Linked DNA regions of Homo sapiens: region 2 is linked to region 1. Evidence: read pairs that join two places in POLR2A ChIA-PET (ENCODE). Cell type or tissue: A673. All regions are shown on one strand. Each heading gives the region's core, and the rest is flanking DNA. Links, peaks and the distances in the headings are about the cores only. Region 1 overlaps LOC124902655 (a long non-coding RNA gene). Region 2 has its middle 55 kb from the start of MIR8068.

Region 1 (15,965 bases), core at 4,887-9,886:
TACATATACAAAACTACATTTATATGTATACGTGTATACATATACAAGCATCTACTACAGAAAACATGCTATATACATATACATGCTGTATATATATATATAGCAGAACTGACTATACATATATACACGTGCATATGTATATATAATTGTTAAACCGAAGAGGGATTCATATTTATAACAACTGCATTTTGTTTTATATTATGCTTTGACTCATATTTAAATAACTTGGAAATATCTACAGTAACTGCTCAACAAGAGCTTTGATGTTAATGAAGTTGCAAATTCTGGAATCAGATAGGATAATCTGACCTTACTCTGAGAACAACTTCCAACCACAAGCCTTATAAAGTGTCCCTTTATTTGTAAAGGGGCCCTCAGTCCACATTTGTTAATGAACACGTAATAATAGTCATACTTTTTTGAGCTCTTATCATATGATAAATGTTTTAAATGCATTTTTCACTTATTCCTCAAACAAGCTTTTAAAGTAGATGTTACATTTCATGTTGAACATGATAAATATGTATAAGTTTTATTTATCAATTAAGTACATTTTTTAAAAAAGTAAATGTTACAGATCTACAACTTCTTATTCAATTCCAAAACTCCACAGATTTTGAAAATCAGGTTTTGTATAATTTTTGTCTGTAAAACCTGACTTCTGCTAATATGAGTCTATTAATTGTATTTACCCTACTTAGTATAAACATTCAGAGGCTTTGCTGCAGAAATGTTAACATTCAGTTATAGAGTATTAGCCCAGACCCCACCAGGGTGAGGGTGTTATGTATAAATACAGTATATGCACTGTATTGCATTTCTAAAACAAAAAGAAAATACTGAATTATAAAACAACTACCCATGAGGATTTCAGATGATGATGTCTAGATAACATATTTAGTTTTCTAATTGAAAAAGGAGAAGATGCTTGGAAAATTAAGTAATTTGCCAAAAATTCCACAGCTGTACAGTAGCAGAATTGGGATTTTTGAACTAAAGTTGATATAAAATACCTCTATCTACAGTGTGGCTAACACTGCATATGGATGGCTATACAAAAAGCATCTCTCCTACACAAAACAAATTTGAGTCACCTGTTCACTTGTGACTGGTAATTAGCTTTAATTTGTGGGTGAAGTTCAGTAAATTATATCCAGATTTGGGATTGATTCAGTGCATTTTATAATTATAAACAAATTATATCTAACTCACCTTGTTTATATTAAAAACAAAAATGGGCTGGGCACAATGGCTCACACCTGTAATCCCAGCACTTTGGGAGGCCAAAGCAGATGGATCACTTTAGGTCAGGAGTTCAAGACCAGCCTGGCCAACATGGTGAAACCTCGTCTCTACTAAAAATATAAAAATTAGCCAGGCATGGTGGCAGGCACCTGTAATCCCAGCTACTTGGGAGGCTAAGGCAGGAGAATCGCTTGTACCTAGGAGGCGGAGGTTGCAGTGAGCGGAGATTGAGCCACTGTACTCCAGCCTGGGCAACAGAGCGAGATTCCATCTCAGAAAATAAAAAAAAATTAAACAAAAATAAAGTATTGTGATTTGTACATGTGGAAAAGTCATTAGTATCACTGAAGGCATTCACAAATCCTATGGACTGATTTTTCAAGGATGTTGTTTCTTTACAATCAAAATTTCACACATATATTGCTTTTTGCGTATTCACAACTTACTCATAAGTTGTTAACCACTCAAGGTAAGATATGTTACAAAATCACTCGTTTACATCCTCAATTTTTTTGTGTTAAGACTCCATATTCAAAGTCTAAAGGCACAACTGGGACATTAAGACAAAATATAAACATACGTTTCAGGAATTAGTACAGGGCAATTGTTTTTGAAATGTATATGCAGAGCACTAAGCTTGTCGCCTCCTATGACTTCCCCCAAAGAGTAGTAATTGATAGATAGTCCATACTTATCTGAATGAACATCATCTTGACAAATCACTCAATCCTTGCAAATGGCAAATTCTACATAACAGCCACTATGGGGATTAGTCCCTCAAGTTAAGACCTTTTGGGGAAGTTTAGTTCTGAAGTATTTCTGTCATTTATATGTACATACAGATGCTCCTCAGGTTATGTCCTGATAAACACATAATAAGCTGAAAATCTTGTGAGTCAAAAATGCATTTAATGTATCTAACTTACCAAACATAGCTTAACCCAGCCTACCTTAAATATGCTCAGAATACTTATATTAGCCTACAGTTGAGCAAAATCATCTGACACAAAGGCTATTTTATAAGAAAGTACTGAATATCTCATGTAATGTATTTAACACTGTACTAAAAGTGAAAAACAGAATAGTTGTACGGTTTCTCTCACAATGCTGGGCAGCAGCAGCAAGCCGTAGCTCCCAGTCAGCCACACAGTTCAACTTAATGAGACTTTGAATTTACGATGGGTTTATCAGGACATAACCCCATTAAAAGTAGAGGAATATCTGTATGTGTGTGCCCAAGTGAGATATAAGACAATTTTTTTCAGAAGTCATAATTTAAATATATATATATGCATTCTTATACTTTTAACTAGATGGAAGGTGAAAGGTACCTGTATAATTAAGAAGAGTAGAGACATGAGAGGAAAATAGTTCTATGATCAGGACCTTGGACACAAATACTGTGTCTTCAGCCTTATTTCTCATCCCTGCAGAATAATCTTCCCCTCTGCAAGCCACTTCTCAAATATGAAATGCTGAAAATCCTTTCTAATATCAACACCCTTGGCACACATCCCTTTCCCATTATCTCCTTCAGTGTGGTTATTTCAGAATCATTGTAAGTCTTTTTAAAAATTTTTAACCCCTCCTGTTCTTCCCAATAACAATTGTTAATGTAGATTCTTAACTTCTACCACAGTTCTTAATCAATACAAAATGCTACTTCAAAATGTTTTTTCCCAAGTGCTCTGTTCCCCTGAATTCTTCATATCAAGTTAAAAATATTAATCTACCCAAATTAAGTCTGAAAGATCAAACTATTTTATTAGTCTTCAGTTAGCTCTGCTCCTACACTTTGAAGAGAATCTTCTCACTCAATGTACATCCCTGGCAACCAACAACCTCTTTACCATCTTGTGCTACAGAGTATTACCTAAAATGACCCCAACTCAGTAAAATGTCCCCATCTACCACTGAGCTTAATAATCACCACAGTGGGCTTTGGGCCTATATAAAGGTATTTTCTAAGTTTGAATGCATACGTGGGTATTTTTAATTATTAGATCAATGTTAGAGAGCCTGTACTTTTTTTCTAAAACTTTAACCTGTTTCAACTACTAATTATTTTACATATAAAACCTTAGTTTTCTATATAATTTAAAGAGTATGGTGAATTTCTGATTTTTTGTTAACATCTTCACTTACAATGCAATGTTGAGATTCATTTTGCCACTCATCCTGGAACTATGTTTCTTTTAGGCTTTTGGTTAATTACTAAATTTTGTTCAGTCTTTCTAGCCTTTTCTTTCCAAAAGTAAGTAACATTTAAACCTGTAAACATTATTTGTTATAGTAATATTTAAATGTTTTACAAGTTAAAGTATCAAGTATTTGTTCATATCTACACTTTGATATTTGAGTGGTATAGTAGACATCTGCTATTTTGCCAGGTCCACTTAACCTGAATTTGATTAAAACATCTCACTTCTTTGGGAAACCACTCCTTTCCTCAGTGAGGTCCCAGTGGAGCTATCTCTGTGTGCGCACACACATGTAGACACACACTCCACTCACGCACATGTAAACACACCTGTTTTTCCCCAGCACATTAAGGCCCATCAGTGTAATAATCATCAAAGGTCTTCCTGACAACAGTGATTGGTTCCAAGAGGACTGATCCACTAAGATTGTAAGAGACTTTTTGTCCCAGGTTACAAGGTATAAGAATCATGTAAGCCTTAATCTCTGGCGTCTTCCGCAGCTTCATGGAGAAAGCTGTCTACAGAATTAAGTCAACACAGAAAAGTGAGCAGAACCTAGAAAAGGAAAAAGAGAAAAAGCTCCAGATGACATTGTGTGAGCTCCTGAATCCAGGTTTGCGTGAGGCTACCTAGATTCAACCCCTGCACTGCCAAATTCCATAAACCAAGTAATTCCCTTTTTCACTTGAGCCAAATTTTTAACTCTATGCTAAGATAATTATAGATTCAAACAAAGTTGCAAAAATAGTACAGAGATGTCCTGTGCACGCTTTACCTAGTTTTTCCCAATTGTTCTTAAGTAACTGTAGTATAATATCAAATCCAGGAAATTGACATTAGTGCAATACGTGTGAATCATTCTATGCCATTTCATTATGTGTGTATATTCATGTAACCACCACCAAAAGTGAGACGCAGAATTATTCCATCACCACAAACTTCTCCTTCCTATCCATTCTTGCCTTTGGCAATCACTAATCTGTTCTCCATCTCTATAATGTTGTCATTTTGAGAATGTTATATAAATGGAATAATATAGTATATGACCCTTTGAGATTGGCTTTATTTTTCAATCACCTTAATGTCCTTTAGATTCATCCAAGTTGATGCATATATCAGTAGTTCATTCCATTTTATTGCTTAACAATATTCTATGGTGCGAATGTACCACAATTTGCTTAACCATTTACCTACTCTAGGACATTTTGATTGTTTCCATTTTGGGGCTATTACAAATTAAATTGCTATAAACATTCATGTACAAGTCTTGTGTTTTGAGCCACTTTTATTTTCTGTCCATTGCAACCAAAAGTTTTAAATAATTCAAGCAGAAAAATGACAAAGCAGTGTAAGGAATAAAAATTTTCTTCATCTTTATATATTCTTTCATTTACCCATGAAATAGAAAGTAACATTTCCTCTCTTTCTCTGAGAAGAAATAGAGAATCTTCTTTCTTTACTTTCTTATTCACTCTTCCCAAAAAGAAATGATTTGTATAATCTGGGATTGTAAAATACCATCATCCATCGTTCCACATTCCTCTATTGGGTTGAGTTAAAGTATAGAGCATTACTACTCTATTTCATGTGTAGCCAACCCTCTTGCTCCATTTTCTCAAATCTCTTTTTGCCTTCTCGTGGCCTTTGTTCTCCCAGTTTTTACTTCCATACAGTAAATAGCCACGGTAGGTACACAAGCCAAGAGCCCCACTGTCCTTCTCTTAGCATTTCCATTTTTGCTCATTTGTGTTCAAAGCACATTGGTTAGGTCATGTTTCTTCATGGGGCTGGCTTGATAAGAACCAAGATCTAAACTTGGGGAAGAAGTAGCAGAAAACCCTTTATTTTGTTAGTACGCCCATCCCAGATCTTATTTATGTCTATTTCTCAGTTGGTTTTGAATCCAGAAAAGAGATGTGAGAGATTCGTTTTTCCCAAAACTCCCAACATAAAACGCTTATATATACTATATGACCTTTCAAAGATATGCCACATTTAAATTTTTTTATTTGTATAAATTTAAGGGGCACAACTATAGTTTTGTTACATAAACATATTGTGCAATAGTAATGTCTGGGCTTTTAGCGTAACCATCACCCAAATAATGTACACTGTGCCCATTAAGTAATTTTTCACCCCTCATTCCTCTCCCCCATTCCACCCTCTGAGTCTTCATTATTTATCCTTTCTCACTCTATACCCATGTGTACACGTTATTTAGCTCCCACTTATAAGGAAGAACTTGCAGTATTTGACTTCCTGTTTCTGAGTTGTTTCACTTAAGATAATGGCCTACAGTTTTATCCATGTTGCTACAAAAGACATAATTTCATTATTTTTTATGGCTTTTGTAAGAATTTTATTATTTTATGGCTTTTTGTATTTCATTGTTTATGGAATGTGTAAAGGACAAGGACTTACAATATATATGTATACACAATAGAGTACAAAAAGTAAATATATATATATAAATGTGATATACATATATCACATTATTTATATATTATATATCAGGGTGATGATGGCTTGAAGTCTAATCTGTTCATATTCACTCCCTCGCCTGCCCCTCCTCCTTGATAGATATAGATATAGATAGGTATATCTCAAAATTAGAACATTATTTTCTGAGTTTCTCAATTAAATTATTTCCTATGCACAGATGATCCATAACTACATTATTCAATTCCACTGACTCCTTCAACTAAGTACCTGTCCTCAAGTTTTCATCCTAGCCCAAACTATCTTTATTATAGCAATTAATGCTACCATATTTTTACATTTTTACACTACTATAACATACATTTTTTACATTACTGTTTTTTACTCATGTATCTTATAAAAATCTACCAATTTTCCCTTATAACCAATCTTCCCTCCTTTCCTAATAAGCTTTTTTTTTATTTAATTGAAAAAAAAGCCAAAAATTGGTATCAGTAAGGCTTGCATTTCCCTGCCTGGCCATCATTGGCACATGAGCAGCAAAGCCAGGAGGAAAGGGAAGGTATCAAAAAGAGATATACATGGTAGGAAAAGATAGGCCATCTATTGGTAATTACAGCAACACAAGCCTATGTATCTTGGCCATCCTTCACATGGACTTTTTAAATATCAGTGTTTAACTCCACTAAATACATGTATTGGCCATTAATTTGATAAAGGCCCCCTTATACTTGCCCTCTGGAGAATAAATCATTCAAGCAATTTGGTGCTTACACTGCTAAAGGCTAAAAGTCCATGATCCTAAATATTGCTTTCAAAGCCTATAATGAGAGAGTCTTCCCTTTTGGTTATCTTGTCTGTTTTAAAGCAGTGAACAATCCTAATTGGCTCTTTGTAGTACCCAGCCAGCCAAACATACTCCCTTAAATGCTTCAAGTACTTTGATGATCTTGAAGAAATGTTCCATTGCTGTCTTTCCTTTCATGTGAAGATTTAAAGGACAAGCCTTGAGAACTAATTGAACTAAATAAACTGTACAGGTGAACTTTAGCACTTCTTGGTAACTAACACAATACGTTTTGACTCCTATAATAATTATTTTTCTGTAGAGGCTGCTTCCTCATGCTTATAAGTTTAATTTGGCAGGCAATATTATATAAAGAAATTTGATTTTATTTAGTAATCTTCATATCTCCCTTCAGATCGACTCATTCTGCCTCCCAAAAAAAAGAAATTGTGGATAAAAATTCATGATATTTAACATCTTTTGTAGATATTGGGTAGGTTTCATCATCTTTTTCCCACTATTGGAAGTTAATTTTTAACCAAGGAGGGTGGGAAGTGATGGCTGTCAGAATTAGTTGGAACTCTTTTCAAAATTCTCCATCTGTCTGTAATTTAGCATCATTGCTCATAGACCCAAGATGATATAGTCGATTGCAAAGAAATGACATTTCCAGATGAAATCCATTTATAAAAGTAAACTAATCCCCTGTCATGACCTTAATGACCATTAGAGGGTCCCTTAGCAACCAAAAATAAGCTGTGAGGAAGAGATGAATGCATTTATTCATTCATTTCACATGTGCCAGATATTAAAATTTTCTAGTTTCTTCCTTCAATTCATTTAATGCTCATTTTTTGCACACCCAAAAGGACTTGATATTTAATTCTTTTATAAACTGTAAACATATCACAGTGGTATTTGGATATCTTACAGACTTTGTCTGTAAACAGAACTTGCTTCATGGCATATTCCAGATACTAGCGGGTACAAAATTTTATATACTTAACAAGTTCTTCAATTGAATGCCAATAATTTGTAACATTCGGATAGGAAAAGCACATTTAATACAATGAATGTTATTTATGTTTAGTCTTAGTGGCCATAATAAGGGCTATCTGTAAAAGACATTTGCAAGATAAATTCTGAATTATAGGAAGCATCTTGAAACATATCTACACCTAAAACACATATTTAAATGAAAATTAAATATTCTACATCCTATCATATTAACTAATGCCAGATGGAATGTAACATAATATTGCACAACTTAGCATGACTCAGCAATGTTAGTGGCTTGGATTTAAAATATTTTTCAATTGTAAGTGGCATTAGAAAGAAAAGTGTTAGGTTGGGGAAAGAGAGAAAACCTGTTCCTGAATAATTAAGTCTTCAGACTATTACAATGCTGAAGCCAGTTGCTGCTTTAGTTACCCATCTGTAGCAAAATGGACCTTTTATATGAAAACATGTCTATTTTTGAAAGGGTCAATTAGCCTCTCCACAGTTGTACATTAAGAAATATTCATAATGGTAAAAATTTCAAATGAAATCATTGATGCAAAGATGAAACTACCTGTACCTTAGAAGAAAACAAAAAGCTGAGTAGGAAAACACCCATTGTAAATATTCATGAGACAATCACAGACTTTGAAAACTTATATTTTGTATTATAAAATTAACTCACATACAAAGAGTTTGGAAATGTCATCTATGTTTATTTTACTTAACTAAAATCAGAACCAATAGTCCAATAGGTTTATATAACCATAAATGTTGGGCAGAAACCATTGACTTATTTATAGGTAAGCTTGCATTTCTTGAGAGTGAACCTATCTCTACTTAGGATGTGAAAAACCATAAAGAAAGTATTTCCCTTATAAAGAATAAACAAGCAATGTCATATTCCATTGCATTTTTGTTGTGTGATGTTCATGGCAACAAGACTAATAGGGTCTATGAAATCCAGGATCACGTTGCATTTGTTTACCCTTATACGCCAGCACCTAACACAGTACCTGGTCCTATATTTGCCTGTGTTCAAGAAATGCAATGGGAGACCCTAATATGGTTCACATGGCATTTGCCAGAGAGAAGCAAATTGCTTAATCTAGGGGAAAACAACTCGAATGCTGTACAAATAGCATGGTGAATTTATCTTGTTTCCACAGTAATTTTAAAAGTGACTTATTTCTTATAATTATCTTTTAAAATATGTTCTAACTCCTCCAGATTGGCCTAGGTCATATGTTCTATATCTCTCAGGTAGGGAGTGAGTCATATAATTTGAGAGGTATATGCTATTTCCCCTTCGTGTGGGTAGAGGGATATGCGTTTCTACCATTCTTGGCAAGGCTGTCATTGTAGGCCTAAACATTGAGTTGTTTTGTTTTGTTTTAAATTATAACTTTTGTCAAAATTTTTAAAAATCACATCTTAACATATTGGACTTTAATGTAATGTCAACATTATGAAATAATCACCTGGAGTTATAACTGTAATTGTTTAGATAGTATTTTTAGCTAAAAGTAAAGAATTTCTTTCCTTTGCTAAATTAAAACTCACGTAACACATCCAGTAGACAGCTTTTATTAGTCCTGTGTAAATTTACCCTGTCAATATATTTAAAAGTTTAGGTTTTGTAGTAAGCCCATAAAAGAAAGAAAAAATAATCATACTTTATATGTAAATTAAAGGTTTTATTAATATTTTTATGAATGAGAATTGCATGGAATTACTATTAGCTCTAATTGGCCTGAATAATCTCAATTAGAATAGAGGAATTGGGTGTTCTGGTCATTTTAATTGGGATTTAACAGTTTTAAAGAAGTTTTTTTATTTAAAGCCTTTTTGATTTTGGCCCTTTAAAGGAAACTCTATTTTCTCCTCTCCAAGGAGAACTCCTTGTTTATCTCTATTCTAAATACTCAACACTTCACTACATTCTCAAAACTTCACTCTGACACCATATGTGTGGATGTTTTGCTCTTACTAACCAATTCTCCAACTCTCTGGGCACCAACTGAGTATCCTGCAATTCAGTTATCACATTGACTACCTGAGGTTAGTGCACATCCCACGGGTTAAGGGCTTAGTCCCACAAGACTACTTCCCACTTCATATACCAATTGCAAGTAAAGGTCCCCAGGTTACCCATACATCTGTCCAACGTGGCTACAAATTGAGGTTCCCAAGACCCCTCTTTGGGTTTGGTACTTTGCTATCAAGACTTATAGGACTCAGAGAAACACTTTAATTATGTTTACATCTTCAATCTAAATAACTAACAAAAGATCTCTAAAGGAAAATTATACACATTCAGAAACAGCATTGCAATGGGAGTATGTGTGCTATAATAAACTATGTATATATTCAAGGAGGTAGATGAAGACAAAGTTTAAAAACAATTGAAGAGAATTGTATGATTGTTTTGAGATAATTATCCTTGACTACAAGGAGCAATAAGAAGGGTGATGCTAGTCAGAAATTAGATATGCAGTTGTTGGGCAAATGTCCTCACTGAAGTATTAAAAAATAGATTTTGATGGCCTTTGTGCAAGTTTGCAGTTTTGGCAGTATTTGGTGATAGTTTGGTTATCAAGCATTTATGCATAAAAACCCTTACTTTATAACCTTCCTGGCTCTATTTGTCAGGATTTTTTTTTTAACACAAGTGATTCCATTTTGATCTGACAATGTTCACATTTCCGTCTTTTGATCAGTATCGTTCTTCAAAAGCATCACTGATCAATCATCTGTAGTTAGGTTTTTATTGTCCCCTGGGGCCAGGATGGACCTATCGCAGTTTGTTAGTCTAGTCCCACATCGGAGGGAGTGATTGATAGCTTGGATTTAGTTTCAAAACCCTTTTAGCCACATTTGAGCAATATGAAAGTTTTGAAGGGAGTAGTCCTGAGGCTAAGTCTACCTAGAGTCCATTAATAAGTTCAATTTTATCTGTTTCATTGTCTTTTGCTATCAATTTCAAAGTGCTGGCCCAGCATTATTTTGTTAAGGGTTGTACTTCTGCAGAAATTTAACTAGTAACAAATATAAAGTCTAAAAAGGGAAAATACAAAGTAAAATTAACAGTAATATGTCAATCTCAGTTTGCATAATGTTTTTGAGCCAAAAACCTCTGCTTAAAGGCAACCAATTGAACAAATCAAACGCCTGTTACCCTGCCAAGTAGAAAAGGTAGACATTGAGAAGGGTAAGAGTTTTATTACAATATATAGTCTTGTTTTAGTGTCTTGGAAAAAGTTGTCTACAGCATGAAAACATCAATTTCTCATCCTGACTTGTAGTTTAAATATCTATGGTATGACATCAGACAGTTTGGTGAACTTTTTATGTGGCCCATACATCAGACACAACACTTGTTCCTTAAAATTCATCTAGTATTAGCTTGCAGGGCTTTACGAACAGAGCAGTTTCCATTTTGAGTAACTTCATGAAAAAAGTGTTATTGGAGGAATATAGAAGGATTAAGGATCTAGTCTCGTTTATATGCAGATAAAAACACTTGAAAACAATATATAGAGTTGCAGTCTAATAACAGGTGTATTATAGCTTTTCTTTAAAAACATAACTTTTTCTCTATATATAGATCACATAGGAATCTCAGATTTTAAAACTTTTTGAGGTTAGGAAGCCAAACTAAGGCAGATTTTAAATTTTAGCTACATTCTTAAAGTTCCTGAGCCTACACAGAAGTGACAATTTTTTTTTACTCACTGTAAGGCTGGGAACCCTTGAAGCCAGGTATTCTATACACATACTCAAATATAATATTTTATGCAAAGCCTTGGTAATATAACCAGTTGTATCCTACCATAAAGAGAGAGCAGATTATTATTAGACATACAAATAACCATATTGACCTAGGAATACACAGGAGTAGTTTTCAAATTTTAGAGTAATCAAGTAGGCATATAAATCAAATGTTTCTATCTTTATTTTAAAAAGTATACTTTTCATAATATGAGAAACAAAGTGTTTAAGTAAAGACCAATAATGTTTCAATTAAATGACATAAAACATTATCAGTTATTCACTCTCATGTAATTATTTTTTATTCTGCTTGAGCATGATTAGAAGTTTTATGAACCCATCAGTTTCTTCATTAGAGTTTTGAAAAAACTTAATTTAGTCCACTGATCTTAAAGTTAGTAGAAAACTGTATTTTAGAATACTTTTCAGAGTCTCTTCCGGGAATTTGATTGTGAATGCCTTTAGAGAAGAATTTAAAGCAATAACTATAGATGACAAAAATTTAGGATAGCCATGGTTGAAAATCTGATGTAAATTCATTATAATCAGTAATTGACCAAAAAAATTATTTTTTTGTGGCATAAAACATCATATCCAGAATAAGACTGATGACATAGTTGATTACTGAAAGTTTTATATAATTTTAGGACATACCCATAAATGTAACTGAAAAAAGATTCAGCATCACTTACCATTTGACAATGCTTCCCATACAATTTACCAAATAAGCCTAATAATTTAATATGTCTACAAGATGAGAGATATATTATTTGATGCTCTACAGGAGCCCAAGTGGATAATCTCAAAGTTAATCCTTGGTCAAAAATACTTAATTTAGAATGTTTATCCTGGGGAAGGCTGTCAAAGACATCAAAACATTCAAAATGTTTGACTAAAGTGAGAGTACATGTCACTATGAAATAATAGTCATTAATTTAACCAGAATAATAATTGAAAGACTTCAAAAGCAGTACAGAAAGGTACATGGATGTAGAAACCTTGAGCCTTTCAAAGTTCACTATTTCTAAGTAATCAAAAACCTAATAGATATAACTCAGGAAATTATCCTGATAAAACGTAAGTTATTTTTTAGTCCAGTTACCAAGAAAAGTTAAAAAGAAAAAAAAAACTTTTATGTGATTGCTCCTTCTTTTGGGAAGCCTATTTAGATAAACCAGAAGTCAAAACTGATGAAAAAGATACTTGAATTTAATCAGACACAGGAAGAGTGTGTCCAAGGTTACGAGTGCTAATTATAGTCAACTTGGTCCCACACAAAATCCATTTTATCCACAGTATCCTTCATGAACCTTATTATGACTTGCTCAAACCTTTGACAACATGTTTAGACTCTGTTTGTCCTGTCTTCCTCTTTCTTAAATAATCAGTCATTTACTTAAGGACAAAAATTTATCACACAAGATTCTTTCTCATTCAAAATTATTTCTTTTTTTAACCTTCCTTACCAAAAATACATTTTCATGCCTATAACTTTCTTCACATATTTTTCTCCTATTTTTTCCTTTCAACCTTTATTTATTTCCTTCATAAATCTATATTTTTAAACAACCTTTAGATAACCTCTGAATTAGATGAAATTATTTTTTCTCAATGAAGACTACATTTTTATGCCTTTCTTATAATTTTTCTGTCAGTAAAAATATCTCATTTTTGGTGCTCTTTATATACAGAATTATATATATAATAATTAGTTATAACTCTCAGTAACCTTAATTTTTAGCAAGCAATTTTGAACTGTCACATATCAGTATCTGATAGATGAAAACCATTTTACACGTTTTAGAAATCTGTTTCCTCATAACATAATTGTTATATGTATAAATACACCAAATAATATGATATATTTAGTTTTTTTATAAAATTTTAAGAAGTAAAGAACAAACATGTTATTATCAGTAATATATTTTAGTTTTTATCTTATTTGGAAATTACCCAGATATTTAATCTATCACTTAATAAAACATAACATAATTTAAGATTTTAAACTACATGAAAAGTTTATTTATAAATATTTACTGCATTTACATTTACCTACTTTATTTTTAAGTATTATAACTAGATTACTTATGAAACCTAAGATATTAGACAAAGTCAACATTTCAAGTTATTTTCCTCTTAACCATTTTTATACCCTGTGAATATCAGGTGTTCACCTAAGTAAAAAATATATGGATATTTTCTGGTAACTCAGAAGATATACCTGTTCTTGTTAAAAACCAACAATATTACATTAGCCTTAGTCATCAAATAATTATACAATCAAAGATCATTTAGTGTTAGACTAAATTTATAGTTTTATAACCTTTGTATCAAACCTTGACACCTAAAAAGAGACAAATATATAATTGTCTGATGAGTAAACCCAGGCAAAAATGTATGCTATTTTGAAGACATTTATTTTTATTTTACCAACAATATAAAAACCAGCTTTTTAAAGATTTACTCAAGTCATGTGAACAAAAAGCCATTTGGGTTGATGACTGTATAGTTTATATAAGCACTAATGCATGTAAGCCAATCTGAATAGAATTTCTTAAGGGATTTCTGGTTGACTATAACAGTTTTCACCATGCAGTCATGACATACAGCTTAATACATGTACATGTGCATAAATATACCTAAACACATGTACACACCCAAAAATAGTATTGCTTTTATTTAGAATATTAGTCTTGACACAGTAAAACATACTAACTCACCTGTTTGTAAAAGACATTTAGATACAAATTATATTTCTGTTAACATTCAATTTTCAAGCTGCTGATAAAGACATACACAAGACTGGGAAGAAAAAGAGGTTTAATGGACTCTCAGTTCCACTTGGCTGAAAAGGAAGGCAAGGAGGAGCAAGTCATGTCTTACATGGATGGTGGCAGGCAAAAGGAGAGCTTGTGCAGGAAAACTCCCCCTATATAACCATCAGATCTCATGAGACTTATTCACTATCATGAGAACAGCATGGAAAGGACACACCCCCAAGATTCAATTACCTTACACCAGGTCCTTCCCACAACATGTGGGAATTATGAGAGCTACAATTCAAGATGAGATTTGGGTGGGGACACAGCCAAACCATATCATTCCACCCCGGCACCTCCCAAATCTCATGTCCTTATATTTCAAAACCAATCACGCCTTCCCAACAGTCCCCCAAAGTCTTAACTCATTTAAGCATTAACTCAAAAGTCCACAGTACAATGTCTCATCTGAGACAAGGCAAGTTCCTTCTGCCTATGAGCCTATAAAATTAAAAGCAAGTTAGTTGCTTCCTAGATACAATGGGGTATAGGCATTGGGTAAATACAGCCATTCCAAATGGAGAAATTGGCCCAAGAAAGGGGCTGCAGGCCCCATGCAAGTCCAAAATGAAGCAGGATAGTCAAATCTTAAAGCTCCAAAGTGATCTCCTTTGACTGCATGTCTCACATCCAGGTCACACTGATGCAAGCAGTTGGTTCCAATGGTCTCAGGCGGCTCTGCCCTTGTGGCTTTTCAGGGTACAGCCTCCCCACCTGGCTGCTTTCATGAGCTGGCATTGAATGTCTGTTGCTTTTCCAGGTGAACAGTGCAAGCTGTCGGTGGATCTACCATTCTGGGGTCTTGGGGACAGTGGCCCTCTTCTCACAGCTCCCGGTAAGGACTCTGTGTGGGGGCTCCAACTCCACAATTCCCTTTTGTACTGCCCTAGCAGAGGTTCTCCATGAGGGCCCCACCCCTGCAGAGAACTTCTGCCTGGGCATCCAGGCTTTTCCATATATCCTCTGAAATCTAGGTGGAGGTTCCCAAACTGAATTCTTGACTTCCATGCACCCACAGGCTCAATACCACGTGGAAGCTACCCAGGCTTGGGGCATGCACCCTCTGAAGCAACAATCCAAGCTGTTTCTTGGCCCCTTTTAGCCATGGCTGGAGCAGCTGGGATGCAGGGCACCCAGTCCCTAGGCTGCACAGAGCAGAGGGGTACTGGGCCTGGCCCGCGAAACCATTTTTTTCTTTTAGGCCTCTGGGACTATGATGGGAGGGGCTGTTGCAAATTTCTCCGACATGCCCTGGAGACATTTTCCCCATTGTCTTGGTGATTAACACTTGACTCTTTGTTATTTATGCAGATTTCTGCAGCCGGGTTGAATTTCTCCTCAGAAGATGGGTTTTTCTTTTCTGTCTCATTGTCAGGTTGCAAATTTTCTGAAATTTTATGCTGTTTCCCTTTTAAAACTGCATGCTTTTAACAGCACCCAAGTCACATTTTGAATGTCTTGCTGCTTAGAAATTTCTTCCACCAGATACCCTAAATCATCTCCCTCCAGTTCAAAGTTCCACAAATCTCTAGGGCTGGGGCAAAATCCCACCAGTCTCTTTGCTAAACATAGCAAGAGTCACCTTTACTCCAGTTCCCAACAAGTTCCTCATCTCCATTTGAGGCCACCTCAGCCTGGATTTCATTGTCCTTATTATTAGCATTTTGGTCAAAACCATTCAACAAGTCTCTAGGAAGTTCCAAA
Region 2 (15,965 bases), core at 6,797-11,796, 410 kb before region 1:
GACGCTCCTCACTTCCCAGACGGGGCAGCTGCCGGGCGGAGGGGCTCCTCACTTCTCAGACGGGGTGGTTGCCAGGCAGAGGGTCTCCTCACTTCTCAGACAGGGCGGCCGGGCAGAGACGCTCCTCACCTCCCAGATGGGGTCTCGGCCGGGCAGAGGCGCTCCTCACATCCCAGATGGGGCGGCGGGGCAGAGGCGCTCCCCACATCTCAGACGATGGGCGGCCGGGCAGAGACGCTCCTCACTTCCTAGATGTGATGGCGGCTGGGAAGAGGCGCTCCTCACTTCCTAGATGGGATGGCGGCCGGGCGCAGACGCTCCTCACTTTCCAGACTGGGCAGCCAGGCAGAGGGGCTCCTCACATCCCAGACGATGGGCGGCCAGGCAGAGACGCTCCTCACTTCCCAGACGGGGTGGCGGCCGGGCAGAGGCTGCAATCTCGGCACTTTGGGAGGCCAAGGCAGGCGGCTGGGAGGTGTAGGTTGTAGTGAGCCGAGATCACGCCACTGCACTCCAGCCTGGGCACCATTGAGCACTGAGTGAACGAGACTCCGTCTGCAATCCCGGCACCTCGGGAGGCCAAGGCTGGCGGATCACTTGCGGTTAGGGGCTGGAGACCGGCCCGGCCAACACAGCGAAACCCCGTCTCCACCAAAACCAGTCAGGCGTGGCGGCGCGTGCCTGCAATCGCAGGCACTCAGCAGGCTGAGGCAGGAGAATCAGGCAGGGAGGTTGCAGTGAGCCGAGATGGCAGCAGTACAGTCCAGCTTCGGCTCCGCATGAGAGGGAGACCGTGGGGAGAGGGAGAGGGAGAGGGAGAGGGAGAGGGAGAGGGAGAGGGCTACTGTTTACTCTTTAAGGTTTTATAAGAAGGCACTTTTTACCAATATTTCAAGTTACTCTTGACTTTCGATCTTCTTTAATTGTCATCTAAGGACATACATTATCTCCCCCAAGACATTGCAGTTTCTTGTAAGCAGGGATGCCTTAAACAGGAGTTTGGGTGATGGCAAAATAAAATTGAGAAGAGATACTCAGACTGAGAAACCTATTACACAAAATAGGGTAGGATAAGTAATAAGAGGCTGACCCAGCTGTACTCCAGATGGGCCAGCAGAGCTTGGTTACCATGTAGGAGAGAGGTAGCAGCAGTCCAGTCAGGCAGGCAGTATAATAGGGGGTTAAAAAGTCAGGCAGGGAGAACATGGTGATGAGCCTTCCAGATAAAGGTAATATGAATAGGTGGTCAGCACCAGAGAATTAGCATGGCTCCAGCAGGGCCTGGGCTTTAGGAATAGGATGCCAGGTATCAGGTTATAGGAAGGGGATCTGCCAGTGACAGATGCAGGCTCCAGAAGTACCAGAGTCCTGGGAAAGAAATAAAGATAGGAGAGAACAAGACAGAAACTCTAGAAGTTACTTAAGCTCAGGAATTTGGAGATGTTGGACTAGGTCGAGGATTATGTGCCATATGAGCAGTCAGAATGATGGTCTTGAGCCCCTATGTCAGATATAGAGCAAAGTGCCTCCCAGAGTCCATGTTAGTGTTAGTAGCCAGCTTGTCTCAGGGAGCCATTTATGAGGTTTACAGAAATTAAGCCAGTCCCTGAAATAACTGTAGATTACATATTTTTAAATTCCACCATGGGTTTACATCTAGAGCTCTGCATGTAGAAGACACTTAATTATAACCACATAGAACTAAGTGTATTATATGTGCTAGACACTAGTCTAAGTGCTTGGCATGAGTTATCTCATTTAACCACATCCTAGGATTGTATATACAATTATGCACTAAATAACATTTTGGTCGACAATAGACCACATATGGCAGTGGTCCCAAAAGACCATAATATCATATTTTTACTGTACCTTTTCTATGTCTACCTATGTGTAGACACACACATACTTACCATTGTGTTATAATTGCTTACAGTATTCAGTACAGTAACCTGCTATATAGGTTTATAGCTTAGGAGCAATAGGCTATACTATATAGCCTGAGTGTGTAGTAGGCTATACTATCTAGGTTTGTGTAAGTACACTCTACAACGTTTGTACAAAATTACCTAATGACACATTTATAGAAATGTATCCCTGTCATTAAGCATTTAATTATTGTACTATTATTCCTACTTAATAGAAAGAAAGTCAAGGCCCAAGCACATGAAATAAATTGCCCCAAATCTGGAAAACCAGCACAAAACAAGGATGCTCTCTCTCATCACTCCTGTTCAACGTAGTATTGGAAGTTCTGGCCAGGGCAATCAGGCAAGAGAAAGAAATAAAGGTATTCTAATAGAAAGACAGGAAGTCAAACTATCTTTGTTTGCAAATGACATGATCCCATCCTCTCAGCCCAAAAGCTTCTTAAGCCAATAAGCTACTTCAGCAAAGTCTCAGGATACAAAATCAGTGTGCGAAAATCGCTAGCATTCCTATACACCAACAACAGGCAAGCTGACAGCCAAATCATGAATGAACTCCCATTCCCAATTGCCACAAAAAGAATAAAATACCTAGGAATACAGCTAACAAGGGAAGTGAAGGACCTCTTCAAGAAGAACTACAAACCACTGCTCAAAGAAGTCAGAGAGGACACAAACAAATGGAAAAACATTCCATGCTCATGGATAAGAAGAATCAATATGGTGACAATGGCCATATTGCCCAAAGTAATTTGTAGATTCAATGCTATTCCCATTAAACTACCGTTGACATTATTCACAGAATTGGAAAAAACTATTTTAATATTCATATGGAACCAAAAAAAGCCCAGAGAGCCAAGACAATCCTAAACAAAAAGAACAAAGCTGGAGGCATCACACTACCTGATTTCAAACTATACTACAAGGCTACAGTAATCAAAACAGTATGGTACTGGTTCAAGAATAGACACATAGACCAAGGGAACAGAATAGAGAACCCAGAAATAAGACCACAGACCTACAACCATCTGATCTTTGACAACCTGACAAAAACAAACAATGGGGAAATAATTCCCTATTTAATAAATGGTGCTTGGAGAACTGGCTGGCCAAATGAAGAAAATTGAAAGCGGACTACTTCCTTACACAACATACAAAAATCAATTCAAGATGGATTAAAGACTTAAAGGTAAAACTGGAAACTATAAAAGCCCTGGAAGAAAATCTAGGCAATACCATTCAGGACATAGGCATGGGCAAAGACTTCATGACGAAAACATCGAAAGCAATTGCAACAAAAGCAAAAATTCACAAATGGGATCTAATTAAAGAGCTTCTACACAGAAAAAAAACCTATCATCAGAGTGAACTGTCAACCTACAGAATGAGAAAAAATTTTTGCAATCTATCCATCTGACAAAGGTCTAATATCCAGCATCTACAAGGAACTTAAACACATTTACAAGAAAAAAAAAATAAACAACACCATTAAAAAGTGGGCAAAGGACATGAACAGACACTTCTCAAAAGAGGACATACATTCAGCCAATAAACATATGAAAAAAAGCTCAACAGCACTGATCATTAGAGAAATGCAAATCAAAACCACAATGAGATACCATCTCACACCAGTCAGAATGGCTATTACTAAAAAGTCAAAAAAAAAAAAAAAAAAAAAACAGATGCTGGCAAGGTTACAGAGAAAAAATAATGCTTTTACACTTTTAGTGGGAATGTAAACTAGTTCAACCATTGTGGAAGACAGTGTGGAGATTCCTCAAAGACAGAGGCAGAAATACCATTCGACCCAGCAATCCCATTCCTGGGTATATACTGAAAGGAATATAAATCATTCTATTATAAAGACACATGCAGCACTATTCACAATAGCAAAGATATGGAATCAAACTAAACACCCATCAATGATAGACTGGATGAAGAAAATGTGGCACATATACAATACTATGTAACCATAAGAAGGAACGAGATCATGTCCTTTGCAGGGACATGGATGGAGCTGGAAGCCATTATCCTCAGCAAATTAACACAGGGACAGAAAACCAAATACCGCATGTTCTCACTTATAAGTGGGAGGTGAACTATGAGAACACATGGAAATATGAGGGGGAACAACACACACTGGAGGCCTGTCAGAGTGTGGGTGGGGAGGAGGAAGAGCATTAGGAAGAATAGCTAATGTTGGGCTGAATACCTAGGTGATGGGATGAACTGTGCAGCAAACCACCATGGCACACATTACCTATGTAACAAACCTGGACAACCTGCACATGTACCCCTGAACTTAAAATTTTAAAAAATAAATAAATTGCCCAAAGTCATGCATTGTGCAAATAGTGAAGCTGGAATACAGATTCAAATAGTTTGTCAACAAAACCCAATCTTAAAGCTATATTGCCAATCTTGGTCATACAATTTTATACAAAAAATATTTGCTGAAGTCTTATGTGGCAGACTCTGTGCTAGCTATTAGTGTCTCAACAACAAAAAATATATACAGGTACCATCTATGCCTTTAAGGAGCTTAAAGTGCAATGCATATACGATGCATTAAAGGTAGAAATACTTACTACAACGCTCTGATAGGAGGCTAGCGGGTGCTATGAGAGCACTTAGTACGGGAACCAAATATTCCCTGAAGGTGAGGCCGCTTAGGTGAAGTGATGAACGATTAGAGGTCATAAAAGCAAAGGATGGAGAGGAAGGGGAAAGAACAACTTGTTCAAAGCTCCAAAGACAAAAAGGAGCATAATTCTTTCAAGTTACTGAGGGATACCCTGCATGACAGAAGTTTAGAGTATATAAAACGATGTGAGAAATCAAACAAGAGATGTCACTAGAGAAGTGGACAGAGGCCTGATTATGATTATGCAGGGCCAAGGAGGTGACATTCAGGAGTCTGGACTTCACCTTGAGGGCAAAACTAGGAAAGGATTTAAAGAAGGCAGTAATATGACCAGATGCATATTTTGGAAACATTACTTTGACTTCTGTGTGGAAAGAATGAATAGATGGATGGGTGAATAGATGGAGGGATGGATTGATGGACAGAAAACCAATTCTTGCTCTTTCTACTTCATGAAACAGATTTAAGTAGGTTTTATTGTTCCTACAGCCCATCTGCCTCTCAGTCTTCTGATAGGAACTAGAGCCCAGAAGATATCACCAGAGGCCAAGTCTACCAGCAGGAAAATGATCTTATAAAAACTATGAATGGTTTTCACTTAACAGTGGGTTATTTCCATGCTCTGTATAGACTCATGCTCCCATCCCAGCAAGGAACTTGCTATAGTTTCAACAAGTCTTCTACAACCAACCACTGCTATTACAGTAGCTGTAAACATACGTTTTCTGCTTTTCCCACATCCCTGTAGTGGTACCACAGGTTGAAGCTCAATGAAGAGAAAAAGGGACACAGAGGAAGTCTGGAATGTCTGGTGTCATACCAGCCATGCAAAAAGTCTTGGCCTTATGTGATAAATCATACCTTCCACATCTCTTGGTGGAAGAATTGAAAGAGGGCACATTTCTTCTGTGTGTGGCCTAATGGCTCTCTCCCAACACTAAACAAGCCCATTTAAAGCACAGGTTGGCAGGGGTCACCTTCTTCACCATCACACATGTTTTAACAATCCAGTTACTCATAGAATATAAAAGTTCTGTAACTGACAAGAACCAAACAGCTTTGAAGAGCCCATGCTAATGCTTTTCTGAAGGGATTATGTGTAGACAACTCTAATTGTTGCATTGAACCGATGCCCCTCTTTGCTTCCCTCCTACCTGTCTTTGTCATATGTATCTGCCTTCTCTACCCTTTTACCTCAGGTTATCCTCCATGCAGAAAACTAAGTGGGAGAGAGGGGCCTATAATAGTGACTCACCTTAAGCACCAGCAGACAAAGCAAAAGGTGATGCTTTTAGATCTTTTTCCGAAGAACATGTGCAGCCTAGAAACAGAAAGGGCAAATGTTCAGGAAAAAAGAAAACAAGCAACATGCTAGACATTTTTAGTTTTCTGTAAGATGAAGTTAAGATATTTTTACTTATTAGCAAGACTAGTTTAAGAAAATTTTTCAGTCATTATGTCTATAAAAATGATGGAACATTAACATCATACGAAAATGACAAATGCAGATGTCAGTAGGGAGAACATATTGAACAGTATAAAGGGCTCTAAAAATGCAAAGCATATGGCTAGGTTTTATGGAAGTTTTTTGTTTGTTTCTTTGGGGTTTTTTAAAAAAAAGTTTTATGAGTACATAATAGGAGTATATGTTTATGGGGTATATGGGATATTTTGATATAAGCATGCATGTGTAATAATCACATCAGAGTGCATGAGGTATCCATCACCTCACACATTTATCTTTTGTGTTACAAACAATTCAATTATACTTTTAGTTATATTAAAATGTACAGTTAAATTATTAATTACAGTCATCCTGTTGTGCTATCAAATACTAGGTCTTACTCATTCTTTCCAACTATTTTTTTGGCCCCTTTAACTATCCCTACTACTCTCCATTCCCCTGCTACCCTTCCCAGCCTATGGTAACCATCCTTCTACTCTCTATCTCCATCAGTTCAATTGTTTTAATTCTTAGCTTCCCAAAATAAGTGAGAAAATGTGAAGTTTGTCTTTCTATTCTTGGATTATTTCACTTAACATAATAACCTCCAGTCTATCCATGTTGTTGCAAATGATAGGGTCTCATTATTTTTTATGGTTGAATAATACTCCATTGTGTAAATATACTATATTTTCTTTATTCATTTGTCTGTTGATGGACACTTAGGTTGTTTCCAAATCTTGGCTATTGTGAGTAGTGTTGCAATAAACATAGGGGTCCAGGTATCTCTTCATTCAATACATTGATTTTCTTTTTTTGGGGGGGTATCTACCTAGCATTGGGATTGATGGATCACATGATAGCTCTGTTTTTAGTTCTTTGAGGAACTTCCAAAATGTTCTCCATAGTGGTTGTACTAATTTACATTTCAACAACAGTGTATAAGGGTTCTCTTTTCTCTACATCCTTGAAAGCATTTGTTAGTGACTGTGTTTTGGATAAAAGTTATTTTAACTGAGATGAATTGAGATGTCATTATCATTTTGATTTGTGTTTCTCTGATAAGTGATGTTGAACATTTTTATATACCTGTTTGCCATTTGTATGTCTTCTTTTAAGAAATGTCTATTCATATCTTCTGCCCATTTTAAAAATTGGATTATTGTTTTTTTTCCCCTATAAAATTTGTTTGAGCTCCTTATATACTCCATTTTTTAACCCCTTGTTAGATGGGTAGTTGCAAACATTTTCTCCCATTCTATGGGCTGTTTTCTTTACTTTGTTGATTGTTTCCTTTGCTATGAAGAAACATTTTAGCTTGATATGATCCCATTTGTCCATTTTTGCTTTGGTTGCCTGTCCTTGTGGGGTATTACTCAAGAAATCCTTGCCTAGTCAAGGTTCTGAAGAGTTTCTCCAATGTTTTCTATTAGCAGTTTCATAGTTTGTGGTCTTAGATTTAAGTTTTTAATCCCTTTTGATTTTATTTTTGTATATGGCAAGGGATAGAGGTTTAATTTGATTCTTCTGCATATAAATATCCAGTTTTCACAGCATCATGTATTACACAGACTGTCCTTTTCCCAGTGTATGTTCTTGGCACCTTTGTGGAAAATCAGTTCACTGTAGATATATGTACAGATTTGTTTCTGAGTTCTCTATTCTGTTCATTTCTTTGGTCTATGTGTCTGTGTTTATGCCAGCACCATGCTGTTTTTGTTACTATAGCTCTGTAGTGTAATTTGAAGTGAAGCAACATAACTCCTCCAGTATTGTTCTTTTTGCTCAGTATAGTTTTGGATATCTGGGTCTTTTGTAGTTCCACATAAATTTTAGGATTGTTTTTTTCTATTTCTGTGAAGAATGTCATTGGTATTTTGATAGAGATTGCATTAAATCTATATATTGCTTTGGGTAGTATGGACATTTTAACAATATTGATTCTTCCAATCCATAAACATGTAATAGCTTCCATTTTTTGTATCCCCTTCCATTTCTTTTATCAATGTTTTATAGTTTTCATTGTAGAAATATTTTACTTCTTTTGTTAAATGAATTCCTAGTTATTTAATTTTATATATAGCTATTGTAAATGGAATTACTTTCTTGATTTCTTTTCCAGATTGTTTGCTGTTGGCATATAAAAATGCTACTGATTTTTGTATGCTGATTTTGTATCCTGCAACTTTACTGAATGTGTTTATTAGTAATAGTAGTTTTTTGGTTGGGTCTATACGGTATTCCAAATATAAGATCATATCATTAGCATAAAAGGATAACTGGACTTATTCCTTTCCAATTTGGATGCCCTTTATTTCTTTCTCTTGTCTGATTGATCTAGCTAGGACTTACAGTACTATGTTGAATAACAGTAGTGAAGGTGGCATCCTTGTCATGTTCAAGATCTTGGAGGAAAGGGTTTCTGTTTTTTTCCCATTTGTTGTGATACTAGTTGTGAGTCTGTCATATACGGTTTTTATTACATCTATGTCATTTTTTAGGGTTTTTATCATGCAGATGTTAAATTTTTTCAACTGCTTTTTCACATCAATTGAAATGATCATATGGATTTTGTCCTCCATTCTGTTGATATGCCATATGACACTGATACATTTGCATATGTTGAATGATTTTTGCATCTCTGGGATAAATCCCACTTGGTCATGATGAATGATCTTTTCAAAGTGTTGCTGAATTCAGTTTGCTTGTATACTGTTGACGATTTTTGTATTAATATGCATCAGAGATATTGAACTATAGTTTTCTTTTTTTGGTGTGTCTTTTGTTTTGGTAGCAGGGTAATACTGGCCTCATAGAATGAGTTTGGAAGTATTACTTCCACCTCTATTTTTCATAATAGTTTGAGTAGGATTGATATTAGTTCTTCTTTAAATGTTCGGTAAAATTCAGCAGTGAATCCGCCAAGACCTAGGCTTTTTTCTGCTGGGAGATGTTTTTTATTATGGTCTTGATCTTATTACTTGCTATTGCTCTGTTCCGGTGTTGGATTTCTTCATGGTTCAATCTTGGTAGGCTGTGTGTATCTAGAAATTTTATTCATTTCTTCTAGGTTTCCCAATTTATTCACATATAGTTGCTCAAGTAGTCTCTAATTTGACTATTAATTTGAGTTTTTGCAGTATAGGTTGAATGTCTCCCATTTCATCTCTGACTTTTTTGGGGTCTTCTCTCTTTGTTTCTTAGCTAATCTGGCTAAAAGGTTGTCAATTTTGTTTATCTTTTTAAAAAAAACAACTTTTAGTTTATCTTTTCTATTGTTTCTTCATTTCAATTTCATTTATTTCTGCTCGGATCTTTGTAATTTCTTCTACTAACTTTGGATTTGGTTTGCTCTTGCTTTCCTAGTTCTTTAGGATGCATTGCTGGGTTGTTTATTGGAAGTTTTTCGTCTTTTTTGATGTAGGCACTTATAGCTATAAACTTCACTGTTAGTACTGCTTTTGCTCTATCCCATAGTTTTTGGAATGTTGTGTTTCCATTATGATTTGTTTCAAATAAATTTTCAGTTTTCTTATTAATCTCTTCATTGACCTACCAGTTATTCAGGAGCATATCATTTAATATCCATGTATTTGTACAGTTTCCAGAATTCCTCATTATTGATTGCTAGTTTTATTCCATTGTGGTCAGAGAAGATACTTAATATTATTTTAACATTTTTGAATGTTTTAAGACTTGTTTTGTGGACTAACATAAGGTCCATCCTTGAGAATGATCCATTTGTTAAGGGAAAGAATGTGTATTCTACAGTCATTGGATAAAATGTTCTGTAAATAACTATTAGATCATTTGATCTACAATGCAGATTAAGTCCAATGTTTCTTTGTTGATTTTCTGTCTGGAAGATCTGTCCAGTGCTGAAAGTAGGGTGATGAATTGTGTAGTTATTACTGTATTGGGAGTATAGCTCTCTCTTTAGCTCTAATGGTATTTGTTTTATATATCTGGGTGTTCCAGTGTTGGTGCGTATATATTTTAACTTTCTTGTACTTGAATATTGATATATTTCTCTAGGTTTGGAAAGGTCTCTGTTAGTATCTCTTTAAATAAACTTTCTAACTTTGTCTCTTTCTCTGTCTTTTCTTTAAGGCCAATAACTCTTAGATTTATCCCTTTTGGGCTATATTTTCTAGATCTTGTAGACGGTCTTCATTCTCTTTTATTCTTTTTTCCTTGTCTCTTCTGACTGTGTATTTTTGAATAGCCTGTCTTCATGCTCACTAATTCTCTCTTCTGTTTGATCAATTCTACTATTAGGAGACTTTGATACATTCTTCAATATGTCAATTGCATTTTAAATTTGAGAATTTCTGCTTGATTCCTTTTAATTATTTCAATTTCTTTGTTAAATTTATCTGATAATATTCTGAATTCCTTCTCTGTGTTATCTGGGGTTTCTTTGAGTTTCCTCAACATAGCTATTTTGAATTATCTGTCTGAAAATTCACATATCTCTGTCTGTCCAGGATTGGCCTCTCACACCTTATTTAGTTCATTTGGTAAGGTCATGTTTTCCTGGATGATATTGATGCTTGGGGATGTTTGTCAGTATCTGGGCATTGAAGAGTTGTGTATTTATGGTAGTCTTCACAGTCTGGACTTGTTTGTATCTGTCCTTCTTGGGAAGGCTTTCCAGGTATTCAAAGGTACTTGGGTGTTGTGATCTATGTTTTTGGTCACTGCAGCCATATCTGTATTAGGGGGCACCATATGCTCAGTAGCACTGTGGTTGTTGTAGACGTGTAGAGATACCTCCTTGGTGGTCTTGGACAAAATCTGGAAGAATTTTATAGATTACCAGGCAGAGACTCTTGCTCTCTTCCCTTACTTTTTCCCAAACAGTCTCTCTCTCTTCCTCTCTATGCTGAGCTGCCTGGAGCTGGGGGAGAGGTCACACAGGTGACCACTCCTATGGTCACCACCACTGGGACTGCACTGGGTCAGACCTGAAACTGGCATAGCACTGGGTATTGCCCAACACTTGCTGTAATCACTACTTGGCTATTGCCTATGTTCACTCAAGGCTCTAGGGCTCTACAATCAGCAGGTGATACAAGCAGTTCTTTAGCTACCTTGGCTGGTGTCTCACTAGGTCGCATGCTCCCCCAAGTCCATTGGCAAAGCACAGCACTAGGACTTGCTGGGGAGTTGCAGTCCTTTTGGGCCTAAACTGCCTTTCAAGTTTATTTAGAACCCCCCAGAACACTTTAGCCCACAGTGGCAAGGCTTGATGAAACTTAAGTTCTGACCACTGGGATGGGTGATTTCCCTCTGGCTAGGGCTGGTCGAAATGTTCTTTCCATAAGTCTTGGTTGAGTTCTGCGTGATGTTGGCAGCACTGAGTTCCAATGCAAAGTCCCACATTCACTGCACTTTGCCTGCCCTAATTGCCACAGATTATCTCTCTGAACCATGTAGCCACTGCAGAAGGATGGGGGAGGGGTGGTGTTGACAATTCAAAACTGTCTTTTCTACCCCTTTCAATGCCTCTTTCAGCAACATAAAGCTAAAACCAGGTACTGTGATTGCTCATCTGATTTTTAGCGTTTATGAAGGGCTATTTTGTATAGACAGTTGTTAAATTTGGTGTTCCTGCAGAGAGGACGATCGGCAGAGGCTTCTATTGAGCCATCATGCTCTGTCTCTGGCTAGGTTTTTCATTAGCCCCATCTAACTATGGCATCCAACCTCTAGTCAATATTCTATCATCCATCTTCAAAATAGACCCACTGAAAAGAAGCACTTCACCTACATGAAACTCAGTAATCCAGCAATCCCATTTTACTGAGACATAAAGAAAGAAAGTAAAATGGGCCACTGATCAGGCAAAGGTGCTATAATAAAGCTCGTGGACCTTTCTCACAAGAACGCTCCTGGAGGTAACAGTTGGAGTCAATTTGCTTGTATTTTAGGCACAAGTTTAACGAGCGTGATTGTCTGGTTTCCCAGTTCAAGGAATCCCAGAGGCAGCAGGTCATCAGAGAGACATACACTGGCAGTATCAAAGAGTGACAGCTGGCAGTATCAAAGACTGACAGCTGGCAGCCTGAGAGTTGATGAAGAGGACAGAAAAACTCTGAAAACTTGATACCAGAACTCCAAACCGGATCCCCCACAGGTTCAAACACAGAGCCCTGCACTCAATAGGCTCTATTAAAGCCTGTTAGAATAATTTATGATTGAGTCATCAAGATAAGATCAAATTAGAATGTTCTATTTAATAAAGCAGGGAAGTATATATATATTTTCAAAGATGTTCACCAAAAATAGTTTAGATGAACCTATTTTTATACATATGAACTTTGTAACCAGAACAACTCATTTCCTTAATGTTCCAGATAGATAGTTGACATTTGACTGTACATTGGTCATGTTCCAATTTTAATCCTCAGCCACCTGCCCCTCAGTGGCCAGGGAGTCACACTCAGGAAACACAAAGGCATTATGCTAATACTATCCTAAGTTTAACAAAATTAGGTAGATAAATCTGCCACCCCCTCCAAGAAAAATTACACACTGCCACTCCAACCTCAAACATATGACTCCAGACTTATCTATGCTACTGCCTACTGCCAATCATATGTAACATATGTTAGCATGTGCATTGACAAAGTTTAAATCATATTTCAGCCGACCACTTAAGAAGACATTATTCTAATCTAACAATCTGAGCTTTTTGTGATTTGATTTATCTTCGAGTCCCTTGAGCCAGATTCTCAAGAAATCAAATAATTGCCATCCAATATTACTGAACTATTGAACCTGGAAGACAAAGACAATAGATTGGGACTTAAAATATGGAGCAAATACTACCATAAGTGATATTTTATTTTGCATTATTCTTTTTGCAAATACTAACAATGGAAAAATCAGGGTCACCAAAATCAGAGCAAACTTGAGATAAGAATTCTGCTGGATGGAATGCTTTTTATGCCTTTTACATAAGTCTAAGACATAGTCCTGCCTCCAGAGATGGCATGTACAACACCCCTGTTCTCTCCCATAACCATGGAAGATATAAAAAATCAAGAAAGTGCTTTTTCTCACTAAGGCCAGACATAGCCTCAGAATCATTTACAACAGAGTTCTCCAAATAGCTGTGATTAATAAATCCACAGTGGTGGTTTTATTACAGAAGGCATGGGTGGGGAGGTAAAGCAGTAGTATCCAAGTTGTTTCTATTTTTATCTCAATAAATGATTCTTTCCAAAGATGTTACAGAGGTTTGGGTTTCCTGTGGTCACACATTTCAATCTACATCTAATTTGTCTTCCTAAGTAATAGAAACTGTAAAGACCAAACTGCATTTTCAGCTAAGTTTCTACCCTGTTTTAGGTTCCATCAAGAGATGGTGGCCTTGCAGGAAGAGATTGGAACTCCTGGCAAACACAGGGTCAGAAGAATTTGTTTCTCCTGAGGCAGCTGGGAGCAAAGTTTGACAGTCCAGTCTCTGGTATCAGAGCTACAAAAGAGCAAAGTATCTGTGGAAGCCAGATTTATTTTTAACAAGTCCCTTATGGTGTTTGGGCAATTTACTGGGCTGAATTATTTCTGAATGGGCAATTCACCTATACCTGGTTTCACTCTTAGATACAGGCAAGAGAGGCTCCTGTTCTGGACCCAACATGTTAGAGGTTTCTCACTGACTTCAGAACCTTTACATGGAGTGAGGAGTATGTGAGACTAAGGGGACATACTTAATTGGAGCTCTAGCCCCAGATGGTGCCCCAGGAAACATGGACCCATATTCTTTACCCAAATGGCCCTGAGCTTGCTTCCAGGGTCTGTGTGGATCTCTTCCCTGGGACCATTTTTCTCAGAGTGTCCCACTCCACCAGTGTGGGCACCTTTAGATCTGACAGTGACCACAGGGCAACTTGTTGCCAGGGGTATAGATAGAGCTTGAACACGTGGGCTATAGTCTGCACACACAGGCACACAAGGTGCTTGCAGCACAGAATGAAGCCAGAGATGGGCAGAGAAGGGCCGGGAACATGGGTTGGGAGCTGAGGCTATGCTTTCCCCAAGGTACTACGCTTGGGTGAGAAACCCAGAGAAGTCTATTGTAAAGTCAATCTGGACTTTCCAGGTAATTTCAGAGGTACATTTCTCAAAGGAGAATAGTAAATATTTTATTTAACGATTTGAAGATTAGATTTAACTTTTAAGTATTTAGACATATGTTATGTGTGTCTCTACTTGTACTTTTATCTCAGGCCCCACAAATTTTACAAGTAAGACTGCTTAGTTCTTTCTCCCTCCTGTAAATTCTGTAAGCTACCTTGTATCCTATAATAAACCCCTTTCTGCCTAAGCTACCTAACATGGATTCTATTTTCTAACATCAAGAATCCTGGCTACTACAGCTCCCTAGATGTTTAGAAGGAGATGCTATTATCCTTTTCTTATACCTAAGTCTATATCAGCTCAAGGAATTGATGTAGACTTCATCAAATCAACTCTTCCAGTATCAACTATAGCTTCTATTTGTTGTGAGTGACTCTTCCCATTCCCAAGGCTCTGTACTGTAGTAGAAAGAGTACTGAAGGTTGAATGAGAGCATGGGTTGGAGACCTAGCTCTAACACTCACCAGTTGTGCCACTTTGAACAAGTCATTTTTGACCTCTCTGAAACTATTTTCTCACCTGATGATTGAATAAGATAATGTGTATACATATTCTTCATTGAAAAGCACTGTGCAAATGTAATATTTCCATTTCTAATGCTGGAACTAAGAAAATAGCTAATAATAGCTGGATTCATAGCTATATTCCCTGTGGTGTGTTCTCAGATACCTTTTCTTTTATTTTCTTCAAAAACTGCTCTAGCTACTTCCCCCTAGATAACCAAATCTACTGTCCTAACTATGACTCCATTAGAAAATATTTCTAGAAAGTCATTCAGATGTTTCCATTCGCCAATTCCATTTTGGCACTGCAAGTTCTAACTCTATATACTACAGAAAACCATTTCTCCCTTGCTTGCTATTTAAAGTCTTCAAGAACTTGTCAAGCATTATTATGTCATACTCACCCTACTCTGGGATTTAATCATATATTTCATCCACTTCAAAACATATTAATTTTCTGGAGTGCCCAATGACATGATCCACAATAGTAGAGATAAGGATTCAAGCATTTAAGTTCCTGTTGGGTTTTCTTGATTTTCTGAATCTTAAGGAATCTTCTACAGTTAGTCCTACAGCAATGCAAGCTTCAAATAGCTTTCACAACACAATGTATTTTCTTTTCATCATATTTTTCGGATTAAGAATCTACTACAATAGCAGTCTATGCTAGCAGGAAGATAAGCTTTCTGTGGCTTATAATCTTGGAAAAGTAAACACTTCAAAAGTCATTTTGATGGCATCTTTCAATTAAATGCCTAAGTATCTATGATGATATCAGCAAGAACTGCATTAGATAATTTCTATTTTCAAAAGATTTGTCTAGTTTCCTATTTTCCTCACCAAATAGTTCTGTGAAGTTCTCAAAAACAAAAAATAAACGACTAAACAAAAAATTGACATTGTAGAACCATTGAAACATGGCATCAAATAGTTGAAACTACATAGAACCTCTGAGAAAATGCTTTAAACTTTGAAACAATTAATATTGCCATAGATGCTGTGGCTGGGAGCTTGGGTGTGTTGGCTCTATTCCTTGCCCCTCTTCAGATTAGGTCTCTATCTATCATAGGCTGGGGGAAGAACGGAGCCCTGCAGTCTATATTTCCCAGCATCCCAGATAAGCTGTCTTCTAATTGAGTTTTAACAGAGGGAGGCACTGGCAGGAGATTGAACAGGTTCGGAAAGAGAAGTTAGGGTATTTCTCTTTCTGCTTGTTTGAATTAAGAAGTACCTTCTCAGAAGTTGCTTCCCCTGTATGTTTCCTGCTCCTTGCTTTCATTGCTTGGCAAGTTTGTCTT

Evidence for each region. ChIA-PET counts read pairs that join two places held together with the same protein. Peaks named below come from ENCODE experiments on the same cell type or tissue, not always from the same donor. Only the 100,000 strongest peaks of a DNase experiment are listed, where the experiment ranks them.
Region 2: POLR2A ChIA-PET joins it to region 1 with 5 read pairs; 2 of 35 experiments call an interaction of 5 or more read pairs at or near these places.

The regions. Positions count from the first base shown.
Region 1 is chr11:28,001,557-28,017,521 of GRCh38, reverse strand. LOC124902655 (a long non-coding RNA gene) reads left to right here. Exons shown (of 2, transcript XR_007062636.1): 2 at 15,022-15,965. Among named protein-coding and RNA genes, the nearest start is that of MIR610, 47 kb to the left of the region's middle. In A673, for the core only: no CTCF peak of the experiment used is centred there; a DNase peak (open chromatin) is centred at 7,941.
Region 2 is chr11:28,414,227-28,430,191 of GRCh38, reverse strand. It overlaps a transcript of METTL15 not described here. Among named protein-coding and RNA genes, the nearest start is that of MIR8068, 55 kb to the left of the region's middle. In A673, for the core only: no CTCF peak of the experiment used is centred there; no DNase peak of the experiment used is centred there.